Regions from separate parts of the Homo sapiens genome. Here region 2 is linked to region 1. Evidence: chromatin contacts called from ENCODE Hi-C data. All regions are on one chromosome and are shown on one strand. The core of a region is the stretch at or near the end of the contact, and the rest is flanking DNA. Distances in the headings are between cores, read along the strand shown. Region 1 has its middle 120 kb from the start of LINC03141. Region 2 holds the start of CD27 (CD27 molecule).

Region 1 (4,786 bases), core at 917-3,416:
AGCTGAGCGGAGGCCATAGTGATAGAGCAGGCAGAGTGGCAGAGTCCAGTCAAGGCTAAGGAGGAGGGAAGGACAGGAGAGTTAAGGCCCAGGTTTCACAAGCAGGAGAGAAAGCTGAGGCTGGCCAGCTACAAGCTAGAGCCCCACAGCCCAGCCAGATGGTAGCACCCAGCCTGGCTCTCCTTGTCTATCCTACAGTCGGCAGCTCCCTTGCCATCAGGCTCTTCCCAGCTTGCAGCTGCTCCCAGACACTGTCTCCTGGGGAAACAGCTGCTGCTTCCCCTTCCTGAATGGAGCTGCTCATGCTTTCCACCAGCCTGCTACTGGTCCAGTCCTGTGGGGAGACACACGCACGCACACACACGTATATGCACACCCACGCGAGCATCCATAGCTGCATGTCATCCCGGAGTTCTCTCTCTTCCTTCTTTCTCCCTCCAACCACCCTCACCCCAAGCAATGGCCCCAGCTGGTCAGCCACCAGCCCCTGCCAGCCTCTCTCTCCCATCCCCAGCACCCTACTTTCAAAACCTAAGACTTTGTGTTTCACGGGGCTGTCCCTAGGAAGAGGACCCAGGTTGACCTAACTAACACGAACGCCCCGTCCCCATGATGGTGGGTGGGAGGTGGGGGAGGGGATGGTAACTCTGCAGACTGCAGTTGATTTGCTGCTCCTGAGAGGACCCAAAACTTTTTCTTAAAGGGAAAAATGCAGAAAGGCCCCAATTCCTGATTGGCTATCAGCTGGACTCTGGAATGCCTCCATTACCGTATATGCTCACATATGAGATGCTGCAGCAAAAGAAAAGTATCCTATTTTCCAAGCCAAGGTGGAGTAAAAATAGAAAAATAGCACATTTATTTCCCCATGAAGGTCCTGTCTCTCTTCCCAGTCTCCACCCCCACAAGCATGACGACTGCCCTAGGAATCGTGATTTTGCAGGGGCCCTATCTTGGCTGGAAAGGAAAACTGAAATATACAATTGACAAGAAGGAGGACTTCTCTGATGATTTTCCTTGAGGCTCATCATTTAAACACACTACTATTTTTCCCGGGGCTTCTCATAGGCAAGGATATACGGTATTTCGCGTGAGGAATGTGCTATTCACAATCTCCCACCTTTCTGGATAGCGGAAGGGATTAAAATGATCTTATAGCTAATCGATTCTCAGGTCCCTGGAGCACCCCTCCCCCACAACCTCCGTGCCCCCAACCAGAAACCTTCCTGCATCCTCTCGGCCTTTCCAGCCAACCTCACATTCTTCCACCCCCACCCCTGGCCAGGAGGGCCAAACAGAGGAGCAGGGAAAGGGGGCAGGGAAGGAAGGAAGTTTGTGAGTGTCTGAATGTGTGCTCTGGTTACATTCCAAAGGCAAACAAAGTAAAATAGAAAACATTAAAGTTAGCTCACCATTGTTTTGTATTATCCATGCCCCGCAAATCTTCATTCATGTAGATAGCAACCAGTGAACAACATTCTCATCACAGAAGGTCAGAAATGGAGGGCCTCGGAGACTGTCATTATCTGCCCTGTTCATTTTACAGCAGACAGCTCTAAGAATCAGAGAGGCTGGGTAACCTGACTAAGGTCACACAGCCAGTTCCTAGCGCCTCCAGGGCTAGAACTTAGTTCTCCTGAGGTTTAGGCCAGGGCTCTGCTCTTTCCACATTCCATACTTGTTTTATTTGTTTTGTTTTGTTTTGTTTTTGAGAGAGAGTCTTGCTCTGTCGCCCAGGCTGGAGTACAGTGGCGCGATCTCGGCTCACTGCAAGCTCCTCCTCCCAGGTTCACGCCATTCTCCTGCCTCAGCCTCCCGAGTAGCTGTGGCTACGGGTGCCCACCACCACGCCCTGCTAATTTTTTTGTATTTTTAGTAGAGATGGGGTTTCACCACGTTAGCCAGGATAGTCTCGATCTCCTGACCTCGTGATCTACCTGCCTCGGCCTCCCAAAGCGCTGGGATTACAGGCGTGAGCCACCTGCCCGGCCCACATTCCATACTTGTTTTTTATTCACATACAAAAGTGCTTCTTGGTTGCCTCTGCCTTCAGTCAGCCTCGTGGTCTAAACCAGTTGATAGGGTAACAACATGGGGACCTTTGATGTTTGGGCTGCCCTTCATGACAGGAAAAAGGAACTACTAATTGCCCCGGTCTAGGTGCAGACTGAGCCACGTGCTGGGCCCTTTGAGGACGTGGGCGGCAGAAGTCTCACAATGACACTTGGTTGCACAAACCCAGAGCAATTGAGGGGAACTGAAATTTGATCTTTTTCCTTCTTTCTTTCTTTTTTTCTCCAACAATGTATGAAAGAGCCAGTGAAAACCCCAGCCAGACACACTGAATCATTGAGAAACACAGAAGCGGGAGGCGCCCATCCCTTCTTGGTGATGGGGGAGCTGGAGGGCAATGACTTCATCAGCTGTTGTTGCTGTCACAGTCCCAGTGTCGTGAGGCGTTCCCTGTTCACCTCTGTGTATCCACAGTTATGTGAATGGTTGTGTGCATGAATTTGTGGACAGGGGGCTTGGGCCTGTTTCTGTGTATGCGTGTGTGTGTGTGTGTGCGTGGTGTGTGTGTGTGTTCTTTCAAACACACTCACTTCCTCTTCTGCCGCTCACTGCCATAATGCTCCAAGAACCCAGCACAAGGTTTCCATTAGTGAAGCACATTTTTGTGCTATGGATGTTGAACCAGCGGGGAAAGAAAGCAGACTGTTGTCTGTGATGGATGGGTTTTCTAGAGAACTTCCCAGGGTGGTCCTTAAGGGGGCTGGGACGGAGGCATGCCGGACGCACAGCCTCAAAACATTCCCTTGTTTGGGTTTGACATGTGTGCTGGGGGTCTGTCTGCTCTGCCGCTGGGCCCTGCAATTCCATTCATCCCTGGGCCCTCCTTTCTGCCTCGATCCTTCCCTTCCCCCCAACATCCCTCACTTCCAGTTTACCTGAGTTCAGAAATCCCTTTTTCTCTTTCTAGAATAAAAAGTAGTTTGTCCCGTGTGCTTGCTTTTGGTTGTGTATATGGCTGCCCCTAAGAGGAAGGGAAGGTTGGGGGACCGGAGCTGATGTGATGTCACCCGTTACTCCTTCATGTGAACAGTCTCTGTGTATCTCTTCAGAGTGCTGAGCTTCTCACAGACGTTATAAGAATGATTTTCCAGGATCATCACCCTATGGGCGAATAGAGACAAGGAGAGATGAGGTGGATGACCCAGAAGCAACATCTCCCACAATGCCTGGAATACAATTAGCATGTGTCGGATAAATGACTAATAAAAATAACTAGGATTCTATGGAAACTGAGTTTATAAATCACTTTCCCTCTGCTCAGTTAGCCCCACTGTTTTAAAGCAGAAGGAAATAAGCCTCCAGGAGCTTGAGTGATTTGTCACGTGACCATTAAGTGGCAGAGTGGGGAAGCAAATCCAGTTCCCAGACTTGAGGTTCCCCCAAGATGTTTACATCTTATCACCGTGTTAGGGGAGCCTGGAACCACTATCCGAAGAAGGGCCACTGCCCTCAAGGTGCTTTCAACCCAGCTGGGGAGACAGAAGCTGCAGAGGAAATAATACAGAACAATTCAGGGAAATATCATACAGAAACACTTTGGGGACTCCAAAGGCCCCGGGAAGACAGGACTGCATTGGGGACCATTATCCCAGTTCAATGAGGAGAAAATGGAAGGGCCATAAAGAAATGGAGCAGTTCACCCAAGGTCAAATCACTGAGAACAAAGGCAAGTTAATGAAAGCCTTAATCCAGTTGAAGGGTTTTCAAAGAGCTTTTAGGAACAGGTGGGTGGCAGACTAGAGGCTCAGACCTCCCAGGAAGGGCATATCGCCCAGTCCCCCACCCACAGTCTTTTCTTCACTTCAACATAGGAAAGTTCTTTCCATCACTGGAGCAGAATATCCCAGAGTAAGTTGCGCGATATACTGTTAACTCAAAAAGTTTGATGAGGCCAGGCGCAGGGGCTCACACCTGTAATCCCAGCACTTTTGGAGGCTGAGGCAGGAGGATTGCTTGAGTCCAGTTCAAGACCAGCTTGAGCAACGTAGTGGGACCCCATCTCTACCAAAAAAAATTAAAAAATTAGCCTGTGGTCCCAGCTACTCAGAAGGCTGAGGCAGGTGGATTGCTTGAGAACGGGAAGTCGAGGCTGCAGTGAGCTGTGATCACATCACTGTGCTCCAGCCTGGGTGACAGAGTGAGACCCTATCTCAAAAAAAAAAAAAAAAAAAGCTATAAGGTAAAGCAAGTTTCAGAGTTACCTCATACTATCCAAGTCTTAGGAATGGACATATTAACAGCTCTGAGAAATCCTGCAGACAAAACCAAAAGTAAACAAAAAAATACCCAAAATAGGAAACTCCTCCCACGACCAAAAAAATAATAATAATAAGGAAAAAAACTTTATTTAACCCAATGTTATTTTTCCAGGGCACTCTTTTTTCCCCATCCTAAGGAATGCCTATTAACAACACCAGGAACTAAATACCCTGAGGAACACACTTTGGGAAACAATATCCACAGCCTTTTTTTTTTTTTAATTATACTTTAAGTTCTAGGGTACATGTGCACAACGTGCAGGTTTGTTACATATGTATACATGTGCCATGTTGCTTTGCTACACCCATTAACTCGTCATTTACATTAGGTATATCTCCTAATGCTATCCCTCCCCCGTTCCCCCACCCCATGGCAGGCCCTGGTGTGTGATGTTCCCCACCCTGTGTCCAAGTGTTCTCATTATTGAATTCCCATCTATGAGTGAAAACACGTG
Region 2 (4,786 bases), core at 1,495-3,994, 2.3 Mb after region 1:
GGAGGCCGAGGAGGGCAGATCACTTGAGGCCAGGAGTTTGAGACCAGCCTGGCCAACATAGTGAAACCCCGTCTCTACTAAAAATACAAAAAATTAGCCGGGTATGGTGGCCGGTGCCTATAATCCCAGCTACTTGGGAGGCTGATGTATAAGAATCGCTTGAACCTGGGAGGCAAAGGTTGCAGTGAGCTGAGATCATGCCACTGCACTCCAGCCTGGGCAACAGTGAGAGACCCTTTCTCAAAAAAAAAAAAAAAAAAAAGAACCAAAAAAAGTCATGAGAGTCCTCAGAGTTCTCAAGAAGGGCTGCTGTGGGCCTGTTTCTGGAAAGGAAAGAAAAGCAGGGAGCTGTTGAGAAAATACCATATGTTTTTATGCCCCAGCCAGGCATGGGGGAGAGGCTGACCCCAAAAGAGAAAGTGGTTGTGTGAGATTTCAAGGAAGATGTCAGCGGGCTGCATCCCAGGGCCTCTAGACAAAAGGAAGGGCCCAGCCAGGCATGGTGGCTCGTGCCTGTAATCCCAGCACTTTGGGAGGCCGAGGCAGGCAGATCACCTGAGGCTAGGTGTTCTGGTCCAGCCTGGCCAACATGACAAAACCCCATCTCTACTAAAAATACAAAAAATAAGCTGGGCGCGGTGGCTCTCCCCTGTAATCCCAGCCAAGGTGGGCGGATCAACTTGAGGCCAGCCTGACCAACGTGGCAAAACTCCATCTCTACTAAAAATACAAAAATTAGCTGAGCGTGGTGGCACGCACCTGTCATCCCAGTTACTCAGGAGGCTGAGGCGTGAGAATGGCTTGAGCCTGGGAGACAGAGGTTGCAGTGAGCTGAGATTGCATCATTGCACTCTAGCCTGGGTGACAGAGTGAAATGGAGGGAGGAAAAAAAAAAAAAAGGAAGGTCCCGTCCAGGGAGCCAGCCTAGGATGGGGAAGGCTCACCAGAAGTGGATGCAAAGAGTGCTGGAGATGAGCTCATTCTATTTGCCTAGGAAAGAAAAACGTCCAGAAACCTGGCCTTCCTCCTCTTGGCCGAGGCCCTCCAGGAAAGCCAGGCAGACCCTGCTCCTGCTCTGACCCCCTGGAGAAGTGATATGTAGAAAAGAGGAGATGGGCTTTGGCCCAGAGGACAGCAGCGTTAGGCTAGTGAGCAGTTCCCAGTCGGTTCAAGGTTGCTAGGCTCAGCGAACTGCAAGTCCCTGTTCGACAAGTTTCTTCCTAAAGGTCCCCAGTTCCTCATGATTCTTCTGAGGGTCTCATCCACCCTCCCAGGGCCTGCAGTCAGCTAGCCACCCCACTGCCCCATGCCTGCAGTGAACACATTTACCACAACCTGGAAATGGCTGGTGACAGAAAAGTCCTCACGGCCACAACACTCTCTGCGGTGGGAATTCAGGTGCCTTGCCTGATGGTGACAAAGCTGGTTTTGCATAAACAGCTCTCTGAATCACACCCAAATGTGGCTTCTGACTTGAGTGGACCCCCATGAAGAGCTGCAGAGGGGGCTGGGAAAAGACAAGAGAATGGAGAAAATGAGGAGAAAGGAAACTACAGAGTGAGATAGAGAACAGATCTGACAGGTGTGACCACAGCAGTGTGACATTTATGAACAGTGTGGAAACAACGGCAAAGCCCCTAAATTAAAAACTTCCTGGGGAAATAAGCCACTCCACATATCGGTTGCTGAGGAAAGAGTGGAGGAGGCTGTTGACCCGTGTGTGTCCCCATGACTCAAAGAGGGAAAAGTCTAGCTGTTTCCAATATCCCGAAATCAGTCTTGCTGGGAGAACTGGGAAAATAAAAAAGAGATGACCCCCGTAGGAAGCTACCTTTAATCCCAAGTGCCCAAGGCTAGGAGAGAAGATGCTCCAGGCGATCCAGGACACCAGTGACTGACACAGCCAGAGGTGGGAAAGGGGAGGATAAAGATGGCACAAAAGTGAGGAGTGAGCAAGGGTCTGAGAGGGAAGGCCATGTGGGCAGTAGGTGGCACCCACATCAGAGACTGACATGAGGATTAAAGGAGAGCATAGGTGATCGGTCAGAGTGTGACAGAAGAGAGGCAGCTCTACACCCCTTGCTTGCAATTCTGAGCATTCTGTAGCAAACTCGTTTGGCCATCAAACCAGACCTCAATTGAGACAAGGCTATTTAAGCTTCCTCCCAGTTGGTGTAAATATTCAATAGTTTTGCTGCAGAAATGTTGCGTTTGATTATGAGACTACCCCAACTCCCCAAGGGTGTTTTGTGGTGCTGGTTTCTGTATAAACCTGAAAAATTCTGAATTCCAAAACTTATCTGACCCCCAAAGTTTCAGATAAGAGCTTGTGGACCTGTGCTCAATTCTGGTTCTCCTTCCTTCTTTCAACTGTTGTCTGTGAAAGGAGGGATGCAGGTATGGGAGACAGGAGTCCTGCGAATTCGTCTGTAAACTGTGGACGGGGGGGTGGGTGGGGGGGGGTAACGTGGGCACCTTTGTGCACAAGTGCATGAATAGGAGGGGTGAGCAACTGTGTGTCCATCACCTTTTTGTCAAAGAAGCAGGAGTCAGTGGGCTACGTGCTTCATGAGCAGGAGAGGCGGAAACTAAGGAAGGCTCATGTGTTGGAGGAAGCATGTTTGAAGAGCAGCAGGTCTCACAGAGTTTGCTCTTTAATACTCTCCCCAGCACACGGAAGGGGAAGGGGGTGGAGGTTGCTGCTATGAGAGAGAAAAAAAAAACAGCCACAATAGAGATTCTGCCTTCAAAGGTTGGCTTGCCACCTGAAGCAGCCACTGCCCAGGGGGTGCAAAGAAGAGACAGCAGCGCCCAGCTTGGAGGTGCTAACTCCAGAGGCCAGCATCAGCAACTGGGCACAGAAAGGAGCCGCCTGGGCAGGGACCATGGCACGGCCACATCCCTGGTGGCTGTGCGTTCTGGGGACCCTGGTGGGGCTCTCAGCTACTCCAGCCCCCAAGAGCTGCCCAGAGAGGCACTACTGGGCTCAGGGAAAGCTGTGCTGCCAGATGTGTGAGCCAGGTAAGAGGGGGCCTTGGTAAGGGCCAGGTGAGTGGCGAAAGAGAGAGGACTGGGGTTAATACAGTAAATAGGCGCAGGGTGAGACTGAGCTCAAGCAAGGAGGGAAATCCTGCAGCTGTGGGGAGGCACCACCTTGAAGAGGGCAGAGAACCAGCCCTTCTCAGGCCTTGATCCCTTACCCTCTCCTCCCAGGAACATTCCTCGTGAAGGACTGTGACCAGCATAGAAAGGCTGCTCAGTGTGATCCTTGCATACCGGGGGTCTCCTTCTCTCCTGACCACCACACCCGGCCCCACTGTGAGAGCTGTCGGCACTGTAACTCTGGTGAGGTGGGCAAGGGTGTGTAGGTGGGGACGATGGACAAGCATCTGGGGGAGCAAGGCTGGTGACGGGTTTGGGGGTGCAAGGAGGATGACGGGGCCAAAGCTTTGGCCTTCTTCAAGGCTCACAGCAAGTGGAGCCAATGCTGGGAAATGCGGCACCCTAGGTGGGGCATGAATTAACGTGGGCAGACATCTAGTATTCCAGGAAAGGGATAAATAGAATTTGAGGGATTGGTGAGAACGGGTCTATGGATAGGATCAAGACAATAAAATGAGAGAAGTGGCTCTATGACCCCAGATTTCGGGCAAGCAACCCCCAACCAATAAACTGACTGTGTTCCCAGAGTGCACATGTGCAGGTTGGCCATTGGGAATTTGGAATACATCTTTCTAAGGAAATAACAAAGCAACCCAATAGGTAACAACCTTTTTTTGCACAAAAGCCAATTTGAGAAAATGAGTATGTATGTAGCCTGTGTTTTTATTTTATAGTTCCAAAAAAAAAGGTTTTTTTTAAACTAAGAAGTATAATATCTGCAGTTGTGCTTATGAATGCTGTTATTATTTCTCCATCTTCGCTACAATTTCAGAAACTACGGCCAGTATACACTAGAATAGCAGGCTTTAAAGTGGCCCCTTTGAACAAATGTTCTCTAGCAAGACACTTTTTAGAACCAGGTAACTGTAACTATTAAACTACCTACTTGCAAAACGTGTTTGGTGTCACTGGGTCTCTTGGTACTGGGTTTTGTTTTGTTTAGTTTAGAGACAAGGTCTAGCTCTGTCACCCAGGCTGGAGTGCAGTGGTGCAATCATAGCTCCCCACAGCCTTGAACTCCTGGGCTCAAGCAATCTTCTAGTCTCAGCCTCTGAAAGTGCCAGGATTACAGGTGTGAGCTGTAGTGCCTGGTCCCGTAAAAACAAAAACAAAAACCAACACCAGATGTGGTGGCTCATGCCTATAATCCCAGCACTTGGGAGGCCAAGGCAGAAGGGTATTTGCATATTTTGTAGAGACTTGAGCCCAGGAGCTTGAGACCAGCTGGGCAACATAGTGAGACCTTGTCTCTAAAAAAATTGGCTGGTCATGGTAGTGCACCTGCAGTCCCAGCTACTTGGGAGGCTGAGATGGGAAGATCACTTGAGCCCAAGAGGTCCCCAAGAGGTCCAGGCTGCTCACATCACTGCACTCCAGCCTGGGTAACAGAGCAAAACCCTTTTTCACACACACACACACACACACACAAAAAGCCAGAGCAGTGGCTCACACTTGTAATCCCAGCACTTTAGGAGGCCAAGGCAGGCGGATCCCTTGAGCCCAGGAGTTTAAGAACACCCTGGGCAACATGGCAAAACCCTGTCTCTACTAAAAATACAAAAAGTTAGCCAGGCGTGGTGGCACGAACCTGTAGTCCCAGCTACTCAGAAGGCTGAAGTGAGAA

The links. A loop is a pair of places that touch in the nucleus more often than their neighbours do. Pooled maps may share reads with other maps.
Region 2: a loop to region 1 is called in a pooled map, with 5 times the contacts of the local background. The contact joins the promoter of CD27 here to the enhancer-like site in region 1. A Hi-C loop is called at or near these places in 3 of 37 single-sample maps with no recorded cell type and 2 of 50 pooled maps.

What each region holds. Positions count from the first base shown.
Region 1 is chr12:4,133,850-4,138,635 of GRCh38, forward strand. No RefSeq gene overlaps it. Among named protein-coding and RNA genes, the nearest start is that of LINC03141, 120 kb to the left of the region's middle. RefSeq lists an enhancer at 882-1,487. Within about 2 kb of position 2,167, at least 7 of the 41 ENCODE cell types and tissues checked have a DNase peak (open chromatin) inside an H3K27ac peak, as active enhancers do.
Region 2 is chr12:6,442,211-6,446,996 of GRCh38, forward strand. It overlaps CD27 (CD27 molecule), which reads left to right and starts at 2,745. Exons shown (of 6, transcript NM_001242.5): 1 at 2,745-3,021; 2 at 3,214-3,345. The coding sequence starts at 2,886. It overlaps CD27-AS1 (CD27 antisense RNA 1), which reads right to left. Exons shown (of 6, transcript NR_015382.2): 4 at 4,751-4,786; 5 at 1,336-1,507. RefSeq lists silencers at 527-666, 767-846 and enhancers at 1,837-1,906, 1,927-1,976, 2,881-3,382, 2,927-2,986, 3,017-3,196 and 1 more.